Regions from separate parts of the Homo sapiens genome. Here region 2 is linked to region 1. Evidence: chromatin contacts called from ENCODE Hi-C or POLR2A ChIA-PET data. All regions are on one chromosome and are shown on one strand. Each heading gives the region's core, a stretch centred on a gene start or an enhancer-like site at or near the end of the contact. The rest is flanking DNA. Distances are from core to core; before and after follow the strand shown.

Evidence for each region. A loop is a pair of places that touch in the nucleus more often than their neighbours do. ChIA-PET counts read pairs that join two places held with the same protein, here RNA polymerase II (POLR2A). Pooled maps may share reads with other maps.
Region 2: POLR2A ChIA-PET joins it to region 1 with 13 read pairs in WTC11. The contact joins the promoter of PDE6B here to the promoter of TMEM271 in region 1. A Hi-C loop is called at or near these places in 2 of 50 pooled maps. POLR2A ChIA-PET finds 5 or more read pairs at or near these places in 2 of 52 experiments (HEK293 and WTC11).

What each region holds. Positions count from the first base shown.
Region 1 is chr4:574,959-581,629 of GRCh38, forward strand. TMEM271 (transmembrane protein 271) reads right to left here and starts at 1,337. Exons shown (of 1, transcript NM_001362796.2): 1 at 1-1,337. The coding sequence starts at 1,104. It overlaps LOC105374338 (a long non-coding RNA gene), which reads left to right and starts at 2,210. Exons shown (of 3, transcript NR_148199.1): 1 at 2,210-3,361; 2 at 3,762-3,875. RefSeq lists an enhancer at 1-685.
Region 2 is chr4:624,088-630,834 of GRCh38, forward strand. PDE6B (phosphodiesterase 6B) reads left to right here and starts at 1,486. Exons shown (of 22, transcript NM_000283.4): 1 at 1,486-2,007. The coding sequence starts at 1,540. RefSeq lists enhancers at 1-172, 1,162-2,151, 2,152-3,140.

The sequences.
Region 1 (6,671 bases), core at 87-2,586:
GCAGTAGGGGTAGGAGGCGTTGAGGTCGGGGTCCGAGGGCGCGTACCCCGGCAGCTCCACCGACGGGTGCCCCCCGCAGCGCACCTCCGCGCCCGCCTCGTCCAGCGCGTGGAGGACGCCTACGTTGATGTAGGAGACCGCGTGGTGCGCCGCGAAGCCCGCGCAGTCCCCGGGGGCGGCCAGGTCCGACTCCTCCGGGGACAGGATGGAGGCCTCGCTCGGCCGCTGCTGCAGCCGCCGCCCCCGCCGGCCCCGCCGGCCCCGGCGCGCCCGAGAGGCGGGCGGCTGCGCGCGGAGCCCGGAGCCGCCGCGGGGCCGCGCCAGGGCCCGGCCTCCCCTCCGCCTGCCGCGCCGACCGCGCCGGGCCTGCGACGACTTGTAGTTCTTGACGAGCAGGAGGCTGAGCAGGCCCAGCAGGCACTCAAGCGAGTTGAAGACGGTGGAGAGCACCAGGCCGCGCTGGTAGTCCTTCAGCTGGCGGCACTTGGCGGACGTGGCGCTGTCCAGGGTGCTGCGAGCGCGCGGGGCGCCGGGGGCCGAGCCCGGCGCCGAGCCGGGGGCCGAGCCCGGGGCCGAGCCGGGGGTTGAGCCCGGGGCCGAGCCGGGGCTCGAACCTGGCGCCCGCGGGGGCAGGCAGTAGTGCGAGTACTTGCGCTCCACCAGGGACACGGTGTCGCCGTCGATCACGGCGCCCGCGAATGCGCTGAGGACCCCGAGCATGAAGACCAGGACGCCGAGCAGAAGCAGGTTCTGGCTGCTCACCGGCCCCGGGGCCCCGGCCGCGGCCCCCGACTCGCCCGGCGTGGCCTCGGGAGCGCCTGCCGGCGCCGCGGGGACCCCCAAACCCGGGCCCGGTTCCGACCCCGCGAGGGGCGCGTCCCGGGGTCCGCAGCAGAGCAGGGCGGCGCCGAGCAGTGAGAGGCCGGCGGCCAGCAGCAGCCCGGAGTAGAAGGCGCCGGCGGCGGCCCCCAGGCGGAACGGCTCCCCGCGCAGCTCCGAGCCCAACGAGAAGCACTTGAGGCCGACGGCGGCGGCGCTGAGCGCGCAGGCGAGCAGGAGGCAGGAGGAGAGCGCGGCGCAGGCCCCGCGGACGCTCCACTTCATCCTCCGCGCCCGAGCCGGCCCGCACCCCGCGCGCCCGCCGCCGCCCGCCGCCGCCCCCGCCGCCTGCGCCTCCTCCCGGCGCCGCGCGGCCGGACCGCCGGCCTCCTCCTCATCCTCCCGCGTCCTCCCGGGCCCGCGCCGCCGCCGCCGGAGCCCGCATCCTCCGCCTCCCGCCGCCGCCGCCGCCGCCGCCGCCGCCGCGACCCCGCGCCGGGAACCGATGCGGCGCAGAGACCGCAGGGCGCGCGCCCCCTCCCCAGCCCGCGGGGCCCCTCCCAGGAGGCTCGTTCCCCCCCAACCCCCCACCCCGCCCGCGGCCCCGCGCGCCTCGCCCTGGCGCCGCCCTTCCCCGCCCCCGGCAGCCCCCGCCACCCCCGGGACGCCCCTCCGCTTCCTCCTCCCGGAGCGGGGGCCCCTGGCCGCGTCTCTCCGCCTTCCCTCCCTATCCGCGCCCCTATCCGGCGCGGGCCGCTGCGGAAACGCAGCTCTCCACCCCCAGCTGGCTCTCCCGGACCCCCTGGGCCCCACCCTCAGCGCTCCCCACCGCTCGGCGCCCCTGCGTCTGCGCTCCCCTCTCTCCCCTCTCTATCCACTGGGTCTGGGCCGCACTTCCCGCCCACCCGCCTGCCAGCGGCCGGGAAGCCTGTGGAAGTTATGGGGATGCAGGGAGAGGGGGAGAGGGGAGCTTGTGTGCTAGGGGTGAGTGGGTATGGGGGAGAGCCTGGGTAAGGAGAAGGGGAAAGGGGGAGCCTGGGAAAGGAGGGAGGAAAGGAGGAGAGCCCGGGTGCTGGGGTGGGGGGGAAAGGAGCCCGGGGAGGGAGGGGGAGGGGCCGGGAGCTGGGGGGGGTGGGAAGGAGCCCGGGGAGGGAGGGGGAGGGGCCGGGAGCTGGGGGGGGGTGGGAAGGAGCCCGGGGAGGGAGGGGGAGGGGCCGGGAGCTGGGGGTAAGGGAGGAGTGAGCCTGGGTGCTGTGGGGGGAGGGGGTTGTTCAAGGGATGGGGACGATCAGGGTCTCTGGGAAGTGCTGACGTGTGCGCGTGTGCGGTGTGTTGCTTGTGGGTGCGTGTGTGGTGTGTGCATGTGTGTGCGCGCGCGTGTGTGCGGGGTGTGCCGTGAGCGTGTGCCCGCGGTTCGGGGGATGAGTAGGGGCGCTGACTTTTAGGACCAGCCATTTGAGTCAAGCTGGAGACGACGTCTTAGAACCTAGGATGAGTCTCGTTTGGTTTTAGTCTGCAAAGCTCGTCTGCATCAGACAGGAATTTTCCCCAGACGCGGGTGCACGTGAATTAATTCATCAGAAGGCGGTTCACGGCCTGAGTGAGGGGGACGAGGGCGGCGAATTCCTCCGCCTCATTCCTACCCTGACGATTCGAGGTGGGTGAGAGGAAGGCGTGGGGCGGCTGGGTGCGTGGGGTGGGGGAAGGTCACCTCTTCGGCCTCTCTGGGCCCTCCAGCCTCTTCCTGAGAGGAGCTCGCCTCGGCCCCTTGGTTGGGGGGATGGGAGCGTCTCCGGAAGGCCCTCGGCCGAGCAGCTGGGCCTGCACCCCTGGTCCCTTCCAGTTCGTTTCTGCTGCGGCGGCAAGAGGCTGGGGAGCCGATGACTCACCCTGCCGGCTAATTGCAGCGTTAAATAACTTTGCGCCGGATTCGGTGGCTGCAGCAGGGAACGCGCTCCGGGCGCCGGGGGAGGTGGAGGGACGCCCTGAGAACGCACCTCCGTCCCTGTCACCAGCCTTAGCAAGTTCTGGCCTGTGGAGCCGTCATCCAGAGCGCACAGCTTCATGCCCTTGAAGGGCGCAGTGTGTCCCGTGGTGCCCGGTGGGCCCGGACAGAGACCCCAGAGGCTCTGTCTGAAGGAAGCTGCACCCACAGACTCCATCCAGGCAGCGCGGGCGCGGTCCTGTCGCCTACCTTTCTCGGAAGCCATCTGCCCATGTGAATCTATGTGAAGGCCCTTCATGCGCTCCTGGACATCTGCGTGGGATTTACTTCAACTGCTATCGCTGCGAGGAGGACGAGCATGTTTCACTGTATTTTTAGCAGAGAGTGCAGATTTTAGAACCTCGCGAACGGTCCTGTATCTCCTGCACGATGACTCTCCAGAACAGGAATAGTGACCCTTCCTTTGCATTTATGGTGCATAGGTTTTCAAAGGACAGTGTGTAAATCAGCTTGTGTAATAATTGTGGCACCCACGCGCGCAAGCAGACTTACCATGAGCTGACTTCCACTGATTATTTCAGTTTCCAGGGAAACGAGGTTTGCAGCCCCCTCCAGTGAGGGCGGAGCGGCCTCTCCATTCCCAATGCAGCAAGGCTGCTGCAGCCACGATGATTAGGCTTTGGAGGAGGAAGTGAACGGATGGGGCCTCATCCTCCTGCCTCCCTAAAGGGTGAGGGTGGAAGGATGGGGCTGTGCCCTCTTAGGGCAGGGAAAAACAGCTTGGAGGGGTTTCTGCCATCAGAGATCCCATAGGAGGCAGGTCAGTCCTGCAGAATTTCTCCCCAGTCTGGCCTCCAGCCTCCCTGGCCCCTTTCTAGAGGCCTCCATCCCACTGGCGGCTTGCTCCTGCCACCGGGCCTCTGCACAGTCACCTCCTGCAGCCTGGGGTGTGTCGCCTCTCCACGTCCTCACCGGCGTCTGCCTTTGCATTTCCCAGATGCTCGCTTCACCCCACTGAGATGTAACTCAGTTTTGTGGGATCCCACTGCCCTCCAGGTGCCGCTCCGAGTGCTCTACACAGATTTTCATTCAGTCCTTGCGGCACACGAAGGTAGGCGGCCCCACTGCCCTCACAGAGGCTTCCCATGCAGGAGCCAGTGACTGGCGGAGCGCCGCTCACACTCAGGCTCCGCGAACTGCCTCCCTGCCCTCCCCTGCCCCGGACAGACGGTCCTCCATAAGAGGCAGGATTTCCCTGTGGTCCAAAGGTGTGTGTCCCTGCCACATTGGGAGTTCAGCTCACTGCGGTCCTGTCCAGCTTGCCCCCGTCTCCCATCCACATCAGGATCTGGCTTTGCCCCAGCTATGTGGAATGAGTGCATGAACAAATGAATGGGTGGGTTGCTCCATCTTGTGACAGGACAGCAAAGTCAGCTGGTTCTGCTCCTACGGCGCTCAGGGTCAGGTGAGACAGGCCGGCCCGCAGGCAGACAGGCCCTCATCTCTGTATTGGGGGTGGGGAAGGGGCTCTGGCAGGGCGCATGCCCCAGCAGCAGGAACGTCAAGAGCAGAGGCCCTGGAGGAGACAGCCCGGAGCTGGCGCACAGTAAAGTCTTCAGATAGGAGGGGCAGAGTGAGGGTGCCACCGTCGGGCAGCAGGTGCCCACCCAGAAGGGTCTTTGAGCCTTGCGGGGAAGTTCAGACTTTACCCTGAGGATAAAGGAGGTCCTGGACCCGCAGGAGGATGCCCTGGTGGGTCTAGAAGGAGCCCTGCCACTGGGGAGCTGGTGGGGTTTCCGCCCTCACGGTGCAATCACAGGGTTGCCTGCTTATCTCCCCCGCCCTTTTCCCATCACTTCCTGAGACTCTGCAGATGGTCAGCAGTGTTCCTGAGTGGATGACATTGGGTGGGCAGAGAGAGGGGAGGGCAGTCTGTGGTCCCAGTCATGTAGAGCTTCCTTGTACAGTCTGTGGTCCCAGTCATGTAGAGCTTCCTTGTACAGTCTGTTGAGCTCACATACCCTCAATGGCCCTTCACTCACAGGGATGGCCTCTGCACTTCAGCTGGTTTCTGACACCTAAAAACAGAAGTGGAAAAGGGAGCAGACGCAGCCACATTTTGAAAGCTGATTCGGTTGCTTTCTGGCAGAATCCCTGCCCCCAAGCACCTGCCAGGCCCACCCATGAAGCCTCTTCCCACGCCTTAACTCTGCCCCATGAGGGGACCTCAAGCAGTTGCAGTCTAGTCAGGTGATTTGCAGAGCTCAGGGCTCAGGGAGGGGCACCCACCTCAGAAAAAAGCGCCGTGCTCATGAGAAATGACTTCTACAGGTTGTTGGGGAAAGAGGAGTTATTTTAAAGATCACAGAGCCCGTGATGTGCCAGGCGCACCCACACAGGGCATATAGTCCCCGCAGCTGCCTCTGTGCTGGGGCCACGTCACCGTCCTGTCCTAAAGACAAGCAATGTGAAGCCCAGAGATGGTATCTTAAAACAATCGTGTGGTTTTTTTCTGATTACAACAGCAATTGTGTTAATCCAACAATATTTTTCCTATCAACTGTAAACCTTATTTTAATATTTACATATTTATTAGCATTTAAAATTCAATCTCCTAGAATATTGACTTCAATTAGTTTGGCTGATTCTAATTTTTTTTTTCTAATTTGTTTATCACTTAACTTTTTAAGTACTTTTTTTTTTTAGACAGAGTCTTGCTCTGTCACCCAGGCTGGAGTGCAGTGGTGCAATCTCGGCTCACTGCAACCTCTGCCTCCTGGGCTCAAGCGATTCTCCTGCCTCAACCTCCCGAGTAGCTGGGACTACAGGCTCACACCACCATGCCCAGCTAATTTTTATATTTTTAGTAGAGATGGGGTTTCACCATGTTGTCCAGGCTGGTCTCGAACTCCTGACCTCAAGTGATCCCCCACCTCAGCCTCCCAAAGTGCTGGGATTACAGGTGTGAGCCACCGTGCCTGGCCTGTTTTTAGTACTTTTATCCTTTATCTTTTTAACTACGTAAGTACTCAACATTTTAAATTATTAATCTTCACCATGTTATTTCCAAGAACAATCACGATTGATCTTTCAGTTACACAGCCACGGTGTGTGCCTCTCTGTGTAACTCTGCACAGCTGGTGATTTACTGAAAGAACTTACTCTCATAAAACCACAGCCAGCGAGTTCTCAGAGACACAATAATGCACCTTAATTATGAGTTTAAAAGCTCTTGTCTTGTGAAATGTAATCGATCCACAGAAAAATCATAAAGTATACATGTAATAGCTTAATGACTTATAAATGAAGATCTGTATACTTCCCACTCGAAAAACGGAATATTGCAGGATTTGAGTACACAACCCGTACCTTTCCAACGACAGCCTCCCTCCCACCAGAGCTTCTGCTGAGTTCACTTGAAATCACTTCCTTGCATTTATTTATACTTTTATTACCTTGAGGTGCATCCCTAACCATTCTAGTTCGATTTTGCCTGGTGTTTGAACTTTATATTAATGGAATCATAGGACATAATTCTTATATCTCTGGTTTCTTTCATTCAACTTTGTGTCTGCGAAATGTATCCATGTTGCATGCAACGGGGGCTCATTCATCGCTGGTTACTGATTCACTGCATGAGTATGACACAGTTTATTAACCATTTCACTGCTGATGAACATTTGATCATTTCTAGTTTGGGAATATTATTAATAATTTTTGAACCTTCTTATTTGTGTGCCCTGATGTACATGGACATGCATTTTAGGGGTGTATACTTAGGGAAATTGCCGGTTCATGAGTAACACCTATCTTCAGGTATTACTTTTTGTGCCCTTTTATGCTGAACTACAATTTACGTGCAATACCAATCATTCATATTAAGTGTACAACTCAGTGAGTTTAGACA
Region 2 (6,747 bases), core at 236-2,735, 49 kb after region 1:
TGCAAAGCAGGCGACCCTCCCCCCGGCCCCAAACCCAAGCACTGCAGCGGCCCCACAACCCCTCCCCCCACCCACATCCCCACTCCCCCGTCCCCAGTGAGAATTCACTATTTTTAGGAAAAAGGGGAAGCCTCTCAGCAGATCCTTGAAAGGAAGTGACTTTGTGACTAAGTGGAGGCAGGAACATCATGGCACAAGGGCACACGTCGCACACCCAGCTGGGCCCACTGTGGACGGCGCAGATGCTGCCTCAGAGCAGCCTCCGAGACAGGCAGCTGCAGCGGTGCAGCCCAGGGCCCTCGCAGAAGCTTCCCCGGGGCCTGGCCTCGTGCTGAGAGAACTCTGCGCTCCTGAGGGCACCTGGCTGTCATGCACACGTGCTCACACGAACACACACACCTACACGTGCGCACACTCACACTCCGTGCACACACGTATGTGCACACTCATGCACGCGTGCACACACGTCTACCAGCTGAGTGCAGTAAAAGAACCACATGAAAACCTTGCATCCTGGTTAAAAGTATGGTGACAACATGGACAGATAAACTGGAAAAGATGGGAAGAAACCTTAAGCCCAGGATCTGGCAGCACAAAGGTGCCTGGAAAGCGACAATCAGCGTTTTTATATTCAGGGAAATCAGGAACACTGCCACCCGCCCGCCAGGCCGGCGCCCATGCCAGACCCAGCCAAGGTGCTTCTGGCCACATCACCCCTGCTGGCCTGCAGGGAGCTGGCCCAGGAGCCGAGAGGCCTATGGGAGCAGGCAAGGCTTGCTGAGGTGACAGCGGAGAGGAGAGGTCGGGCTTTGTTGCCAGGCAGCCCCCCAACATTCAGGTCCTTTTTCCACTGAAAGCCATGTGGCCTCAGAGCGGCGTCACCCCGAAGCTTGTCCCAGCCGGGGCCTGACAGCAGGTAAAGGCTGACTAGCAACTCTGCATCCCTCAGAGTGTGGGGGAAGGTGGATGTGGTCCCACCTCCACATCCAGGGTCCCCTTGCTGGCCTCTGGGCATTTGGGTCCTGGTGTGATTACCCAGCCCCCTCTCCCTGCACAGGGGTGAACTGCATCTCCTGGAGGCAGGGCCAGTGCCCCACCACCTCCCCAGCACACCCGAGCCCAGGTCTGGGCTCCCAGGAGGGCCTGGGGCCACCTGTGGGACCAACCCAAACCCTCAGGCAGCTCCACCAGCAGAAAGCGTCATGCTGTGTGTGGGATAACCTCCTCAGGGGATTAGTTCTCAGGGCCTGGTCCGCTAGAAGCCAAATGCCTGTGCCCAGCCACCCGTGACGCCTGCAACAGGCAGGAGATCCCCCAACAGTTACTCCCAGCCTTCATTCCACAGGGTCTGGTTTTCCTGGAAGGTGGGAAGTCCCAGGGTCTGAGGAGAGGGAGCGCAGGCCCCCATTTGTAGGAGTGAGTCAGCTGACCCGCCCCCGGGGTTCCTAATCTCACTAAGAAAGACTTTGCTGATGACAGGGTTTCCTGGGAGTCCATGCGTGCCTGGAGCAGCAGCGTCTCCAGGGACAGGCAGCCACCATGAGCCTCAGTGAGGAGCAGGCCCGGAGCTTTCTGGACCAGAACCCCGATTTTGCCCGCCAGTACTTTGGGAAGAAACTGAGCCCTGAGAATGTGGCCGCGGCCTGCGAGGACGGGTGCCCGCCGGACTGCGACAGCCTCCGGGACCTCTGCCAGGTGGAGGAGAGCACGGCGCTGCTGGAGCTGGTGCAGGATATGCAGGAGAGCATCAACATGGAGCGCGTGGTCTTCAAGGTCCTGCGGCGCCTCTGCACCCTCCTGCAGGCCGACCGCTGCAGCCTCTTCATGTACCGCCAGCGCAACGGCGTGGCCGAGCTGGCCACCAGGCTTTTCAGCGTGCAGCCGGACAGCGTCCTGGAGGACTGCCTGGTGCCCCCCGACTCCGAGATCGTCTTCCCACTGGACATCGGGGTCGTGGGCCACGTGGCTCAGACCAAAAAGATGGTGAACGTCGAGGACGTGGCCGAGGTGGGTCTGTGCGGAGCCTCAGGGAGGCGGCTGTGTGCATCTCTTGCACCTGTCCCAGGTGTCTAAGGGTCAGCTCGGATCCTCAGGCCTCCAGGGAGGCCTCTTGTCAGGGCACAGGCTAGTTCTGTGCTGAGGAGCAAGTACCTAGAGCCCCCTCCCGGCACTGTGCCCTGGCCGCCTGCCTCTCCGACTCGGCTTCTGGCTCAAGCTGACATCGCATGGCCACTGAGTTGGTTAGACCTGAGTCTAGGAGCCTCGGCTGAAGCAGACTCAGGCTCAAACCGGGGTGCCCCTGATTCTGCATCCACATCCCATGGTGGGGACCATGTAGTCCCTGTGAGGACCCCTGGCTTCCAGGAAGACTGACCAGATGGGGGCTTCAGGGCTCTCTGGGCTGGGAGGGAGGCCCTGCCTTGGGATTTGGGAAGAAGAGGTCACAGTCGAAGGTGGTGCAGACGCCCACAGGGAGGGAGAGCCAGGGGAACCCCAAACTTCCACTGTGGCAGAAGCAGCTTTATCCCATGGGAGCCCACGCCAGCCGCCAGGGGAGAACAAACCTGGTAGCCACTGAGCACAGGGGTCCAGGGTGGGACTGGGGAGGGACAAGAGACAGAATCGAGACAGGCTCACTGGAGTCACTGAAGGAGGGAAGGGCAGGGCCTGTTCATGCAAAGCCTGGGCTAGGGCAGACGCTTCCCGAGGACAGAGGCGGTCCTGGCGGGACTGGAGAACAAGAGGGGTGTGAGGTGCCTGCCAGACTGGGTGAGGGCAGCGGCCAGCAGAGACCTGGAAAGGCCCTGAGGAGCTGCCCGGCAAGGGGGCTCTGAGGAAGAAGGGGAGGGGGGAAGCCCCTTCTCCCTGTCCTGCACCCGTCCCAGCTTCCTCTCCCCTTTTCTGTCCCCACAGCTAAGGAGGCTGCAAGAGGCCCAGGCAGCCTCCGCTCTTGCTGGATGAGCCTTGGGAATTACCCACCAGGCTGCCAGCCCAGGGGCAGGTGTGGTCCCTCCTTCCCAGGCAGCTGGGGAGTGGCAATCCTGGTTTGTTTTCGTTTGTGGGTTTTTTTTTTTTTTGAGACAGAGTCTTGCTCTGTCACCAGGCTGGAGTACAGTGGCATGATGTCAGCTCACTGCAACCTCCGTCTCCCACGTTCAAGCGATTCTCCTGCCTTGGCCTCCTGAGTAGCTAGGACTAGAGGTGCCCGCCACCACACCCGGCTAATTTTTGTATTTTTAATAGAGACAGAGTTTCGTCATGTTGGTCAGGCTGTTCTCGAACTCCTGACCTCAGGTGATCAACCTGCCTCAGATTTCCAAAGTGCTGGGATAACAGGCGTGAGCCACCGCACCAGGCCGGAAGTGGCAATCCTCTTATCCCAATGGCAGTAAGCAAGCAGCAAGGCAGTGACCTAGATTCAGTAATCCCCGGGTTACCTTCATCTCCACCTCCCTCCTAAGAAGTGGGGCACCCACAAATCAATCGTGCATCAGGAGCATGAGTTACCAGGAAGCCAGGAAACTTCACAGCAGTGGGGCCTGGGGTGGACACCAGCTGCTCCTCCCTCCCCCCGTTCCCTCCTCCCTCCTCCCCTCACTCTCCTGCCACCCTCCTCCCTCCTTTTCTGCCATCCTCCCCGTCTCCCTTCCTTCCTCCTGCACACAATCCCCAAGACAACTTCTCATCCCCACCCTGTCCCAAATCTGGGCTGTGTCTTTCTTGCCCCCAGGAGTTTGTCCCCCGCTGCCACCACCCCTTCACCCCTTTGTCCCCACCCGGCTGATGGTGTCTCTTCCCTGCTCTGCGGGTCCCCCTCAAACTGCTGGGCTGTCCTAGGTCCGTCCCTCGGCCTGGCCTGTTCCCCAGGGCTGTTCTAGGTCCTGCCACCCCCACCCCCAGTGCCATGGCCGCACCTGCCCCAGGACTGACCTCCGAGGCCTCTCCCCTGCCCAGTGTAGCTGGTGCCATTCCAAGGGGCTGGGCATGGTGTCTGTCCCTCCATTCTGTGGAGTCTTAGTTATCTCAGACTAAGGGAACAGAAACTTGAGTCTGAATTGCCACCAAAAAAAGCAAATCTTCATGAAGTGCAAATCCTCATGAAGTGCAAAGCCTCATGAAGTGCATCTCAGCACCCTAAGCACTGCCAAGTGGCTTCTGGGTTCATGTCTCAGTTTACAGAAGGGGGGACTGAGGCAGAGCACACCTCAGTCTGGCCCACTGCACCCTCTTTGGAGGGCGTGAGCCGCACCGGCCAGTTCAGGAGAGCAGCTCGTGGCTGTGGTGGAAGAGTCCCTCAGACGGGGCGTGGGTGGCCAGCACGCAACACCCGGGCCACCCGGAGTCTCACCCTCCTGCCCGGGCCACCCGGAGTCTCGCCCTCCTGAGCCTTGTCTCCCTGTTTACATTGGGGAACTAATGTCTGCCTCTCAAGGGTGCTGCAGCGGCTAAACCAGCCTGCTCCTGAGCACAGCGGGCCCTGAGTCTGCAGGGCAGGCAGGCCCCGGGTAACCCGCTCCTCCCTGAGCTGCAAGCGTCCATCCTCCTGGAGCTGAGGGTGCCAGCCCAGGGTGAAGGCTGCAGTAGCCTGGCCTGTGGGCCCTCCTGTCCCCAGGGGTCTGTCCCAGGAGCCACCATGGAGGGAGGGGCTGCCCAGGGCTCACACTCTCGGGCCTACAGGGAGCCCAGGCGGTGCCAGGCCACGTGGGACCAGCTTCTGGGAGGTGCAGGGCTTCAGCTGATGGCTCCAAGTCCCTGTCTGCTCCCAGAACCCCACGACTACACATGTTGTGTGTCACGGCAGCCCCTTGGGGAGACACAGCGAATCCCAGGGCCTGCACAAGGGGGGCCCTGCCGGGACTCAGGACTGAGCACAACCTTCCTGGAGCCTGGCCCAGGCCTGGGCATGGATTGTGAACCCTAAAACCTTGGGCTCAGGAACCACAGGTCCCAGAAGGCGGACACCAGGCCCCCCTCCATCCCTCCCAACATGTCAGAAGCCAATGGGCCAGCCGGGTGAGAGGCCCTGCCCAGCTACCCAGTGTTCATGGCTCCTAGACAAGCCTCTTGGCAGGAAGGAAGCACAGGTCGGGTGCAGAGAGGGAGGAGCGAGTGGGCCTGTGAGGTGGCATGGCCTTCCCCATCCCCCGCTGTGCACCCCGGGCAGGGACGCCGCCCACACCTGATGAGGGGGAAGCCACCAGCCCCCCCATCACCCCTTTGTGGCTCCTCAGACCTGCAAGAGTTCACAGCGAGGGCAGCTGGGATGGACGATCCTGGTGGGCTGGTGGGGCTCGGCCACGGCCACCAAGTGGCGGGGCAGGACTCACACCCCAGCTCTGACTGTGCAGCGGTTTCTGAGCCCAGCCCCAGCCGAACAGCCACGGACCCCGCAGTGCTGTGCATGCAGCCTCAGCCTCCACCACCTTCCAGCTCCTCTCCCTGGGACCGTCATGGGAACCCATCCCAAAGGCCCGTCCCGGGACCCTGGTGGGTCCCCTGCCCCCTGCCCCAAAACACCTCATCACGGGGTCCTGCACGTCGCCAGCAGTCAAGACCCTTCGACTCAGTCCTATGGTGGTCTCTACAAGGCTGGACAGAGCAGGGGCGTTGAGAACACGGGCTGGGTGGGAATCCGGAGATAGAGGGAGGAGGGTGGCAGGACCGGCCGTCAGCCATGCTGAGCACAGACGGCAGAGGAGGTGTGGGGCTTGGGCAGTTGGAGGTGCTTTGGAGAAGCCACAGTGGGTGTGAAGGCCCCAGAGCGAGGCCCAGCTGCTCGGCTATGTGAGCACACACAGCCCCCAGGCCTGCTAGAGGCAGAGCAAATGCAGGGGGTTCCCAGGAGCCTGAGAGTCCACAGCTGCCACCTGCTCCCAGACAAGGCTCCTGGCATGTCTGACCAGGAGCCTCTGGGGAAGTAGGGAAGCCCAGACTGGACAGTGGAGAGGAAGAGACCAGCAGGCAAGGACCCCCCGGCCAGGCATCACTACAGGGGACACAGAACCCAGAGGGCACCAGAGAGGAGAGACGGGGGGCCAGCAGGGGCCACGTGTTAATCTTCACCGACAGACACACGATGGTGTGGCTGCATTTCACAATGGGTGGGGCAGCTGGCAGTCGGACAGGGAGGCCGAGGGATCCATCCCTGTGGCCGAGGGGAGTTTGCAGGGCTGTCATCTCAGGAAGTGAAGGCTGGGCTGGGGTCGGGCTGCTGGGCCACGAGGGGCAGCGGGAGGGAGCCGCTGAGGCTGGAAGCTGCACCAGCCAGGCTGGGACCAGGGTGGCTGTGGCCCGGCTGGTACCGAGTGCCCATCCATGCAAGGGCAGCAGAGTGACCAGACGCTGGGGAAAGGAGAGCAGGTGTCAGTGAGAGAGTGGCCGGATGTTTCCGCGTGGGACTCTTTGCAGTCTCGATGGCAGACTTACAAAAAAGTAAACATTCCCTGTGGTGTTAGGGAAGCTGAGGAGGGCAGAGGGCAGAGTGCAAGCCAGGGTTTGGAGCAGATGTTCCTGGGGAGCCCCTGGGCTGGGCCAGCTGCTCGCAGAAGCCTGACAAGGTACAGGGAAGGAGGAACGAGGGGCAACCTCACTCAAAACCAGCTGCTCAGAGGAGCATAGCTTCTGGCAGAACCTCCGCGGTGGCCAAGCCCCAATTCCGGCTGCCTGCTCTGGACCTCTAAGGAGCTGTTCCTCTCGGTCCTAAGGGTGTGGGGGCTGGTGAGACACAAAGAGGCTGCAGTCACAAAG